Linked DNA regions of Homo sapiens: all the other regions are linked to region 1. A link is a contact called in ENCODE Hi-C or POLR2A ChIA-PET data. All regions are on one chromosome and are shown on one strand. The core of a region is the stretch at or near the end of the contact, and the rest is flanking DNA. Distances in the headings are between cores, read along the strand shown.

What was found. Hi-C counts contacts between places; a loop is a spot of excess contacts on that map. ChIA-PET counts read pairs that join two places held with the same protein, here RNA polymerase II (POLR2A). Pooled maps may share reads with other maps.
Region 2: a map of endothelial cell of umbilical vein shows a loop between it and region 1 (3-fold over the local background). The contact joins the promoter of ZNF750 here to the promoter of NARF-AS2 in region 1. A Hi-C loop is called at or near these places in 1 of 168 maps with a recorded cell type or tissue (endothelial cell of umbilical vein) and 1 of 50 pooled maps.
Region 3: a loop to region 1 is called in a pooled map, with 2.9 times the contacts of the local background. The contact joins the promoter of FN3K here to the promoter of NARF-AS2 in region 1. A Hi-C loop is called at or near these places in 4 of 50 pooled maps. POLR2A ChIA-PET finds 5 or more read pairs at or near these places in 4 of 52 experiments (AG04449, H1, HEK293 and 1 more).

The regions. Positions count from the first base shown.
Region 1 is chr17:82,457,269-82,460,849 of GRCh38, reverse strand. NARF-AS2 (NARF antisense RNA 2) reads left to right here and starts at 2,331. Exons shown (of 3, transcript NR_184099.1): 1 at 2,331-3,177; 2 at 3,302-3,412. NARF (nuclear prelamin A recognition factor) reads right to left here and starts at 2,109. Exons shown (of 11, transcript NM_012336.4): 1 at 2,020-2,109; 2 at 778-858. The coding sequence starts at 2,046. RefSeq lists enhancers at 1,355-2,187, 2,621-2,770 and a silencer at 1,771-2,590.
Region 2 is chr17:82,838,220-82,841,800 of GRCh38, reverse strand. It overlaps ZNF750 (zinc finger protein 750), which reads left to right and starts at 1,779. Exons shown (of 3, transcript NM_024702.3): 1 at 1,779-1,874. All of the region lies in intron 13 of TBCD (tubulin folding cofactor D), which reads right to left.
Region 3 is chr17:82,734,092-82,737,672 of GRCh38, reverse strand. It overlaps FN3K (fructosamine 3 kinase), which reads right to left and starts at 2,058. Exons shown (of 6, transcript NM_022158.4): 1 at 1,896-2,058. The coding sequence starts at 2,036. RefSeq lists enhancers at 178-889, 890-1,602, 2,315-3,027.

The DNA of each region.
Region 1 (3,581 bases), core at 1,082-3,581:
TGTGTTCTGAGAAGACAGGCCTTGTGCCACTGATGGACTGTCTCACACATGTCTTTATTAGCCCCTTCAAGTTTATTTCAGTCTCGGAGACGGAGTCTTACTCTGTTGCCCAGGCTGGAGTGCAGTGGCGCGATCTTGCCTCACTGCAAGTTCCGCCTCCCAGGTTCACGCCTTTCTCCTGGCTCAGCCTCCCGAGTAGCTGGGACTACAGGCGCCCCCCACCACGCCCGGCTAATTTTTTGCATTTTTAGTAGAGATGAGGTTTCACTGTGTTAGCCAGGATAGTCTCAATCTCCTGATCTCATGATCCGCCTGCCTCGGCCTCCCAAAGTTCTGGGATTACAGGCATGAGCCACCACGCCTGGCCTATTTCAGTCTTTTTTTTGGGACAGAGTCTCACTCTGTTGCCCAGGCTGAAGTACAGTGGTACAATCTCAGCTCACTGCAACCTCTGTCTTCCAGGGTCAAGCAATTCTCCTGCCTCAGCCTCCTGAGTAGCTGGGATTACAGGCGTACACCACCATACCTGGATAATTTTTGTATTTTTAGCAGAGATAAGGTTTCACCATGTTGGCCAGGCTGGTCTCAAACTCCTGACCTCAAGTGATCCGTCCACCTCGGCCTCCCAAAGTGCTGGGATTCCAGGCGTGAGCCACCATGCCCGCGTACTTCAGTCTTCTTTAAAGCAGTGATGTGCACGGTGCTGTGAGCCCCCAAAGAGAAAAACAGCAGCAGTAGTTTACTCTGGGCTGATACAAAACTGAAAAATCTACTTGCCTCTCCATTTTCCTGGGCTGGACTCGGTGCATCGGCTGACACATTCTCTTGGTCATCAGTTTTTGTTTTCTTACTACATTCCTTAAAAAAGCAAAGGAACATTATCAATGAACTTTTACTTCGTCTCCCTTAAGAAAATGTGCACATTCTGACCAATGAAGCTCATGTATTTCTATCCTTTCTTTTAGTTTATTTATTTATTTTTTTAGACGGAGTCTCGCTCTCACCCAGGCTGGAGTGCAGGGGCGCAATCTCGGCTCACTGCAGCCTCCACCTCCCGGGTTCAAGCGATTCTCCTGCCTCGGCCTTCTGAGTAGCTGGGATTACAGGTGTGCGCCACCACACCCAGCTAATTTTATATTTTTAGTAGAGACTGGGTTTCGCCATGTTGGCCACGATGGTCTTGAACTGCTGACCTCAGGTGATCCACCCGCCTCGGCCTCCCCTCCCAAGGTGCTGGGATAACAGGCTTGAGCCACCGTGCCTGGCCTTCTATCCTTCTAACCCTTCTAGTGAAACAGGTACTGAAGGACACACACACATCTCTATTGTTTACAATAATAAAAAAGCAGAAGCAACTGTAGCCTTCACCCCACAGGCGAATTCCCCTGGACACAGGTGTACTTAGAATAGGACGCAGCCACCACCGGGGATGAACGACCCATGGAATGTTAGGAAGCCTCCTGCCACGGCGTCACGCGCAGAAGTGCCAGCCACAGAGCAGCATCCACAGGAGCCCATTCCGGCAATAACAGCTACAAAACCCCCCTGCGTGCGCTGCGCGGTTGTTGCCATGGCCTGGAGACAACCGCGGAAGGCGCCGGTCAGCAGCCGTCACCCGCTTCCGCCCCTGCACCGGCTGCTCGGTGACCCTCAGAGGGGCAGGTTCGAAAACGCCTAAAACCCTCTCGAAACGCTTCTGATCATTCCCGCCACGACCGCTGTTTACTCGGACTGTGGTGCGCGGCACGAGAGGCTCGGTCTCCGTGCGTTTCCGCGCTTCGCGGGCGTGGGAAAGATGGACAAGTTCAGGGAGAACCGCGAAGACCGAACCCGCCCTGCAGAGCGCAGCGGACCCCGCGCCGGCCGCCTCCACGCCGAGCGGGCCCAGGGTGCCGAGGCCGGGGGCGCCTTGAAGAGCCCTGAAGCGAGCGAGCGGCGGGCCCGGACCGCCAACCTCGGCCGCCCAGAGCCCCACAGGACAAGCACCAGGCGCGCGCCTCCCCGGCCCGCGGCGCTCACCTTGCGCGTGCAGTGCTCACACTTCATCTGGAGCGCGGCGGGCGGGAGGCCGGGCGCCTCAGCCTCAGGGAAGCACCGGGAGACTGGGACACCACTGCCCGCCGCCCGCGGCCCTTTGTTGTCCTCCCCCGACGCGGCCTCACCCCCAACGGCCGCGCTCGGCCAATGAGAGCACCGGGAGAGGACAAGCCGCACCCCTGGGCCAATAGGATTCCCCACCCTTACGGCTTTGCCTAGGCCAATGACAGTGTCGGGAAGGGGCGGGCCAGGCCCCAGAGCCAATCGGAGCGCGCGGGGCGGACCGCAGGCTCACTCCACGTACGGCGCCGGGGGGACCGGGTCCTTGCGCCGGTTTCCGCTTCTCGTGGGTCCTGCGGCGGCGGCGGCGGCCAAGCGGCGTTCACCAGGGAGTCGGTGAGCGCGCGGACTGTCCCGAGGCCAAGCTGGGGCCGTTCCAGGGTGCTCGGTCCGGTGGTCACGGGGCCTGGAGGCCCCTGGGCCCGCGGAGGCCGCGGCCGGGCTCTGTCAGCCAGCTCGGCGTTGGACACTCGCCTTACTCGCGGCTCCTAACGGGGCGGGCCGGGGGCACAGCCCTCGTCCGCCGCCATTGCCACTTGACGTCGTGTCACGTAGGCTCGGCGGAGTAGCAGCGCGCATGCGCGGCCTGCCTGTCAGTAACCACGTGATGGACCCGGAAGCCCGAGGGCAGATGCTAAATGATGGCCATTTGACATTTGCGTGTGTTCACTATGGATAGTTTTACCAAGTACATTGATTTGGGCCCTTACAGCTTACAAAGTAAAGATAACACTTACTCCTCCAAGAAATTGATTTCAGCTAAGCAAAACATTGATACAGGGCTATAATGGAAGTGTTGGACTCATAAACGTTTTATGAAATCAGTGTGTGTGTATTACAGAAATCAGAAATGAGAAGTAAGAACATGTCTGGGAGAGTGTGACATAAGAAAAATAACTTGTAGGCGTATTTAACAGACAGCAGCAGTTCTCAGGATTCCCCATGTTAGAGCCTTCCTTCCTGTCCTCTGAGAAATGAAAATGAAATCCAAAGACCCCCAACTGACTACACGAACCCCCTACTGGCTAAGGAGATCCCAGGGTTGCCTTGAAGGCAGTTCTCAGCCATGACAGATGGGAGGTGAGACACCTGTTATTAAGGCCAACCCTTGGCTAACTACCATTAGGTTTTCTTGGCTAAGAGCTTAACGGAAACCAGCGCTTTCGAAAGACTCCACCGCTGATAACAACTCTCTCATTTGCAGTTTCGGCCCAATTGACCAGTATTCCTTACTGATAAGAGACACTGACCATGGAGTGGTTCTGGTGAGATGACATGACCCTCGTGAAGGGGCCTGAAGCTTCATTGTGTTTGTGTATGTTTCTCTCTTCAAAAATATTCATGACTTCTCCTGTAGCTTGATAAATATGTATATTTACACACTGCACCTCATAGATTCCTGTTCCCTTTGCCCCTCCCTGGAAGTGTCTGTTTCTGGCTTCTGGCCAGAGGCAGTGCTTCCCTGTCTGTCAGAATGGCCACCC
Region 2 (3,581 bases), core at 530-3,029, 380 kb before region 1:
TTCTCCCACGGAGCCACCTCAGTCAGTGTCCATGAAACAGAAGCAGCACTCGGCCAGGCCCTCCACAAACTCCTGACACAATATATCCTAAGACGTAATAAAACGGTGCTTGTTTTAAGCCACTAAGTTTGGGATAGTTTGCTATCCAGGAATAGGTAAGAGGGACAGGGAACTGCTGTTTTTTGTCATAAGACTTACATAACTCTTTTTGACTTCATAAAGTATATGGATGTCTCAATGGACAAAAGCCACCAAAAAAAATTTTAAGGTATTAAACCATCCTAGGAAACATGGCAAAACCCTGTCTCTACAAAAAATTCTCCAGGCATAGTGACCGTGCCTGTAGTCCCAGCTACTGGGGAGACTGAGGCGGGAGGATCACTCGAGTCCAGGAGGTTGAGGCTACAGTGAACCGTGATCGCACCACTGCACTCCAGCTTGGGTGACAGGGCAAGACCCTGTCTCAAAAGAAAAAAAAAAGGAATTAAATATAAAAGTAAACGCAAAGCCATGTAAAATCTTAAGTCTTAAGGAAAAAAATAACAAAAACAAAAAAACAGACCGGGTGCAGTGGCTCACACCTGTAATCCAAGCACTTTGGGAGGCCGACGTGGGTGGATCACAAGGTCAGGAGATCAAGACCATCCTGGCTAACACGGTGAAACCCCATCTCTACTAAAAATACAAAAAATTAGCCGGGCGTGGTGGCAGGCGCCTGTAGTCCCAGCTACTCGGGAGGCTGAGGCAGGAGAAACGCAGTGAGCCAAGATCATGCCATTGCACTCCAGCCTGGGCAGCAACAGTGAAACTCTGTCTCAAAAAAAAAAAAAAAAAAAAAAAAAAAAACCAGTTTGTCTGTCCTGGCCAGCTCGTCCCTATGCCACAGCCCTGCAGCCTCTGCCCTGCAGCCTCAGGCTCATCCAAGGGCCTGACACCAGCTCATCCCACCTCCTTTCCCAGTCCTCAAACCGACACCACATGCCAGCCTTCGCTACAACTGGGGTGCGGCCTCCGATTAAGCAAGCAAGCAGTTTTGGTGGGGGGGTGTGGAGGTAAAAACTGGCCCCCAAGTTAAGTGCCTCTGCAATTTAAAGTGGGGGGAGGGTGGTTTGCGGGAGTGCACAGCTGGCCCCCTCCCCCGCACCCACACACCCTGCTCCGCAGCTCTTGCGGTGCCTGGTGTCGGGCAAGCTCCGGCAGGTCCCTGCAGCCAGGCTCTGGGATAAGCTCCCTCCCTGCCGGCTCAGCTCCTGAGGAGGACCAGGGACAGAGACTCTCAGGAGCAGGGTAGAGGGTGGAAGGTCCACAGATCCTCAAAGGCCTCACTGGACCTCATGGCAAGGACGCCATGAATACTGTGCCTCCCAGGGTATGCGCGCTTGAGAATCAATCCAAGTGTTTGCCTCCTGCGTACACATGCTCAAGTTCTAAAGGAAAGTCTCACATGTCTTTATCATGACGCCAAATATTCATCGGGTGTGATTCTGATGAATATAGTAATCTCTATTCTAACTGCGGACACATCGAAAGCCCTCTGACATATGGCCGTCCAGGCAGCACCGACGCCGCACTCACAGACAGTTGAGTCTGGAGACAGCGCTGGGAGTCGGCGAGATAACTTGCTTGCTGGGTCCAGTGCTGGGGAGGCTGCCCGCAGCAGCTCGGTGGGTGCAAACACATGAATCGTAGCTGCGGGCAGGAGGAATATCAGGTGCATCTCTACGCCCCGAGGGCTCAACTCCTACACTTAAATCCCTCCCACTGGAACAGCAGGCTCCAGTTTCACCCAGCAAGCGTGAGAACAGGTACTGCTTCCTGAGCACCGCCAGCCACCGGCACCAAGACCGGCCACATCCCAGCACTGCCCACCTCTGGTAAGTACTCACTATTTCTTTTCAAATTCAAGTTTTATTTTAAAACTCTTCTCAGACGTATCTAAAATACCCAGCTGAACGCAGCGTTTGCTCCGTGTCTGCTCTGCCTTGCTCTGGGCTCCGAGGATTACTCAGGACCCAGCAGGTGCATGGCTGGGATGCAGACCACGATTACAAAACTTCTAATGAGGCTGACACTTTATTCTAAGAACATGAACAAGCTTATCTGGAAATTAACTCCTTGTTCTGCCCTAAAATTCATAAAAGTTAAACCAACACAAATTCATATTATTGCTTAACTGCTCCTAACCTCAAAAACAAACTACAATAAATGCTAACAAGAGGTAAGGGTCATATATATATGTGTGGTGTATGTACATTAGGGTGAATTTAGGGTTATATGTGTGGTGTATGTACATTAGGGCTGAATTTAGGGTTATATATATGTGTGGTGTATGTACATTAGGCTGAATTTAGGGTTATATATGTGTGGTGTATGTACATTAGGGCTGAATTTAGGGTTATATATATGTGTGGTGTATGTACATTAGGCTGAATTTAGGGTTATATATATGTGTGTGTGGTATATGTACATTAGGCTGAATTTAGGGTTATATATGTGTGGTATAAGTACATCAGGCTGAATTTAGGGTTATATATATGTGTGGTGTATACACATTAGACACAGCTGAATTTAGGGTTATATGTTTGTGGTGTATGCACATTAGACAGTGCCGAATTTACTATCTAGTTTAACTTTTAATAGTTTTAAAGTTTAAAATAAGTACATAAGCTTACATGAAGTTTAAAATTGGGCATAAGCTTTCGAAAACAAAACCAAACCAAAGGGGTTAAGTTTCTGTTTGGTTGTTAAGGTCTTCTGTACATATAGACACAGATACAAAAGGGTTTTTTTCCTTATATGAAATTTCTCATAAACTTGATTTGGAGGAGAACAATTACTGACCAAGCACAGTCCGTCCACATCTGTGCCCCTAATTTTCACTGCGCATTAGCAAAGGCCTTCCAGCATTTCTGACCGGAGTTTCAGGATGAGGCGGCGACTGTAAAGTGGTGAGCGTTTGTTTACGAGCTCAGGTCTGTAACTCGGGATCTCCTGCCGAAACTAGAGTTAAGAGCCCCTGGTTGTTTTTCTGGATCCATTCTTCCAAATTACATTCCCAAAGACTGTCTTTTCCCCAGGTCTTGGTTGTCCTGAGGTTTATCTTTCATTTTAAAGAACCGAAAGGCTGGGAGGGAGTGGCAGTCAATCACTGGAAAAGCTCAATTGGAGTAAAACTCACAAATCTCGTTCTTGCGACATCACAGTGGGTAGGCGACAATGGTGTGTCCTTGAGTTATGCAACAACGCCACATCACAATATTGTAATTACAGCATGCCCTTCACAATGCTCCAGCCGAGCAGGCTCCTTGCCAGACAGCTGGACACCACCAAAAGGAACATTACAGCACAATCTCAGGGCACAGGTTAGGACGCATGACAAGCATAGTTACCCAGCCTGTCACAGAAACGTCCCATAAAGTTAAACTGTAATTACTTCCGCTGTGTCCTATCAAAGTTTTTTTTTTTAAGAACTCTTTCTCTTGTCTATTTTTCAAAGTTCAAACTCCTTAGAAGCTTGTTAAGCATCCCAACTTCTCACTATTACCCTAACAACTGTCTGCTGCATTAACTGTCCACACTTA
Region 3 (3,581 bases), core at 809-3,308, 280 kb before region 1:
CACCCCACCCCGCTGTGTTTTTCTGTATTTTTACTAGAGATGGAGTTCCACCGCCGTGCGTGGTGGCTCGCACCTGTAATCCCAGCACTTTGGGAGGCCGGGGTGGGCGGATCACAAGGTCAGGAGATTGAGACCATCCTGGCTAACACGGTGAAACCTCGTCTCTACTAAAAATACAAAAAATTAGCCAGGCAAGGTGGCGGGCACCTGTAGTCCCAGCTACTCGGGAGGCTGAGGCAGGAGAATGGAGTGAACCGGGAGGCGCAGCTTGCAGTGAGCCGAGATCCAGCCTGGGCGACAGAGCAAGAGTCCGTCTCAAAAAAAAAGAGATGGAATTTCACCATGATGGCCAGGCTGGTCTCAAACTCCTGGCCTCAAGTGATCCACCTTTCCTCAGTCGCCCAAAGTGTAGGACTGCATGTTTAAAAAAATCAAACCTCATGAATGAGACCAAAGCATCTGCTGGTGCACACGAACAGAACGCCCTTTCCTTCAAAGTACCCCAGGGAAAGCCCAGGCACAGCCTCCCCAGCCTGGCAGCCCTGGCCAGCCTGCACCGAGGGTGGGTGTGAGTGTCCACAGGTGGGAGGGCGGCCGGCACACCCCAGCCCTGCTCCAGGGCGAGCCCCCCATGCACCAGGCCAGGAACTCCCGGCCTTGGGGCTGCTAAGCCCCAGGGGCCCCAGCATCACCTGCTCTTATGCATGGACTGAGCAGCTACTATGTGCCGGCCCCTCGTGGGGGTGGGAGGGAAGGAGGGGTCTCACCCTGCAGAGCTTTCAGGACCAGCTGAGGAAGTTTCCCAGAGCCCGTGGGAAGCCTGAACCAAAAACTGCTTCCCTGTGAGTAGGACTCCCCACTTTGAGGGATTTGGTTCTGAGCCGGCAGAGCAGGTGATGCCGGAGGATCCGATCGCACGCCCAGGCTGCATGGCTCTGGTGTTCCTCCTGCCAGCACTCCCCACCAGGACCCCTGCTGCCCCTCAGAGAGCTCCCCCACCAGAGTGTGCAGGGCCTTCTGAGCCCACTCGGGCCGGGAGGGCACCCAGGCCTGCCTTTCTCCACCTGCCGGCTCTCAAGGCTGAAGCTAACCTTCTCCACTTCCTCCGTTAACATTTTCCATACTTTTTTTTTTTTGAGACGGAGTTTCCCTCTTGTTGCCCAGGCTGGAGTGCAATGGCGCGATCTTGGCTCACTGCAACCTCCATCTCCTGGGTTCAAGCAATTCTCCTGCCTCAGCCTCCCGAGTAGCTGGGATTACAGGCCAGTGGCACCACATCCGGCTAATTATTGCATTTTTTGGTAGAGACGGGGTTTCACCATGTTGGCCAGGATGGTCTCGAACTCCTGACCTCAGGGATCCACTCACCTCGGCCTCCCAAAGTGATGGGATTACAGGTGTGAACCACCGCGCCCGGCCTTCCATACATTCTTAAACAGAACTATTTTCAGCAGGAGATAGAAATCAGGTCTAAACACAGACAAGGCCTGTGGGAAGGAGAACGCTGGCCTGGCCCGTGGGGTCCCTGCCAGGGGCCCAGCCATGTCTCTGCTTCTTTCCCACTGCCAGGAGGACGGTGGGCTGAGAGGGGCGGCCCAGAGCTGAGCCAAGGACCCCAAGCCTCACATCCCCCGACGCTTGCTGGATAGGAAAGTTAAAACCACCCCTAGAAGCCTGTGCGCTGCGCATGGAGGCCAAAGGAAGGTCACGGATCGTGCAGACACAAACCTTCACAGAACGCTTGAGCCGGGCTCACCCAGCAGGTGCCACCTCCCAAGGGCCAAAGCTGACCCCTCCCCAGGCCCAGCCCCAGGAAATGCGCCTGCCCCCGACCCCTCCGCCTTCCCAGGCCCCGCAGAGACCCGCAGAGCCCCCGCCTGCGCACGGGCCAGCACCTGCGTCCTGCGGTTGACTTTGACGAACACTGGGCCTGCGTCCGTGTCGTAGGCTCGGCCCTCGCTGATGCAGCCGGCGCCGGGGCCGCCGAAGGCCCGCAGGGTCGCGGTGCGCAGCTCGGCGCGCAGCAGCTGCTCCATGGAGTGCGGGGCGCGGGACTCTGCTCGCTCGGAAGCCCCTGTCGGCTGAGGCGCTGCGGGGCGGGGCGGGGCGGGAGCGCGCGGCGCGTGACCCCGGGCGGCGGGAGGGGCGGCCTCAGGCGGGCTCGCCGCGCGCTCCCCGCGTTCGTCCGGCTTCGCGCTTCCTGCGCCCGGGATTCGGGGGAAGCAGCCGGGAGTCCGCGCAGCTCTTCGCGGGCGCGCTGGGGCTTGAGCTCCCTGCAGGGACCCGGTATCCCTGCCCCGCAGCGGACGCAGGTCCGGCCCTCGGCCCGGGCGCTGGTCACAGGCCTGGCCGGCTTCCCACACTGCAGACCAGGCCGGGCCCAGCGGCCCCCGTGATGACGTGGGGCTTGCGCACTGGGACGCCAGGTGCCGATCGGAGAGAGAGGCTGACGTGGGGGCTCCGATGGCACGCGCTGACCCGGCCCAGGGTGGGGCTGCTGATTCCAGGATGTCCTGGGAAAGGGACTTGAGACACAGGAATGCCCACGCGCGCCCATGCATGCATACACGTGGGTACACACGCGTGCACACGAGCAGGTGCGCACCTGAGCCCAGTCCGTGCTGAAGTCATTTGACGTGAGGTTTTTTTATTGTTTGTTTTTTGTGTTTTTAAGAGATGGAGTCTCTGTCTCCCAGGCTGCAGTGCAGTGGCGCGATCTCGGCTCACTGCAAGCTCCGCCTCCCGGGTTCAAGCCATTCTCCTGCCTCAGCCTCCCGAGTAGCTGGGACTACAGGCGCCCGCCACCACGCCCGGCTAATATTTTTGTATGTTTTAGTGGAGACAGGGTTTCACCCTGTGAGCCAGGATGGTCTCAATCTCCTAACCTCGTGATCCACCCGCTCGGCCTCCCAAAGTGCTGGGATTACAGGCGTCAAGCCACCGGCCCGGCCTGCCCAGCTACATTTTGTAGTTTTAGTAGACATGGGGTTTCCCCATGTTGGCCAGGTGACCTGCGTGCCTCAGCCTCCCAAAGTGCTGGGATTACAGCCGTGAACCACCACGCCCGGCCATGCATGAGGTTTTAATCAATAAATCTGTTTTTTTTAGGGCCCCAACAATTGTCTTTTCCCACAGAGATGCAGGGGTCCTGCCGCGGGGAGGGAGCCTTTGGGAGCTGCCTATCCCCGCGGTCCTGCCCACTTGCTCAGCTGGGCTGGGGTCATCGGGAGGCTCCTTAACTCCTACATCTGGCACCTCGGCCAGGATCACTGGAACCTGGGCTTAGCGGTCACTGTCAAGCAGGACATGTCCATGTGGCCTCCTGGTGTGGCCTGAGCTTCCCTGAACATGGAGGCCAGGTTCCAAGAGTGAGCACTGGGAGAGCCAGAGCTCCCAGAGAGCTGGCAGAAGCAAAGGCCTTTTCTGACCTGGCCTCAGAAGCCACACACCATCATTTCCACCTCCTTCCATCGGTCTCCAAAGCCGCAATCAAGGCAAGGGGATCCGCAGCCACCTCTTTTTTTTTTTTGAAACAGGGTCTTGCTCTGTCACCCAGGCTGAAGTGCAATCTCGGCTCACTG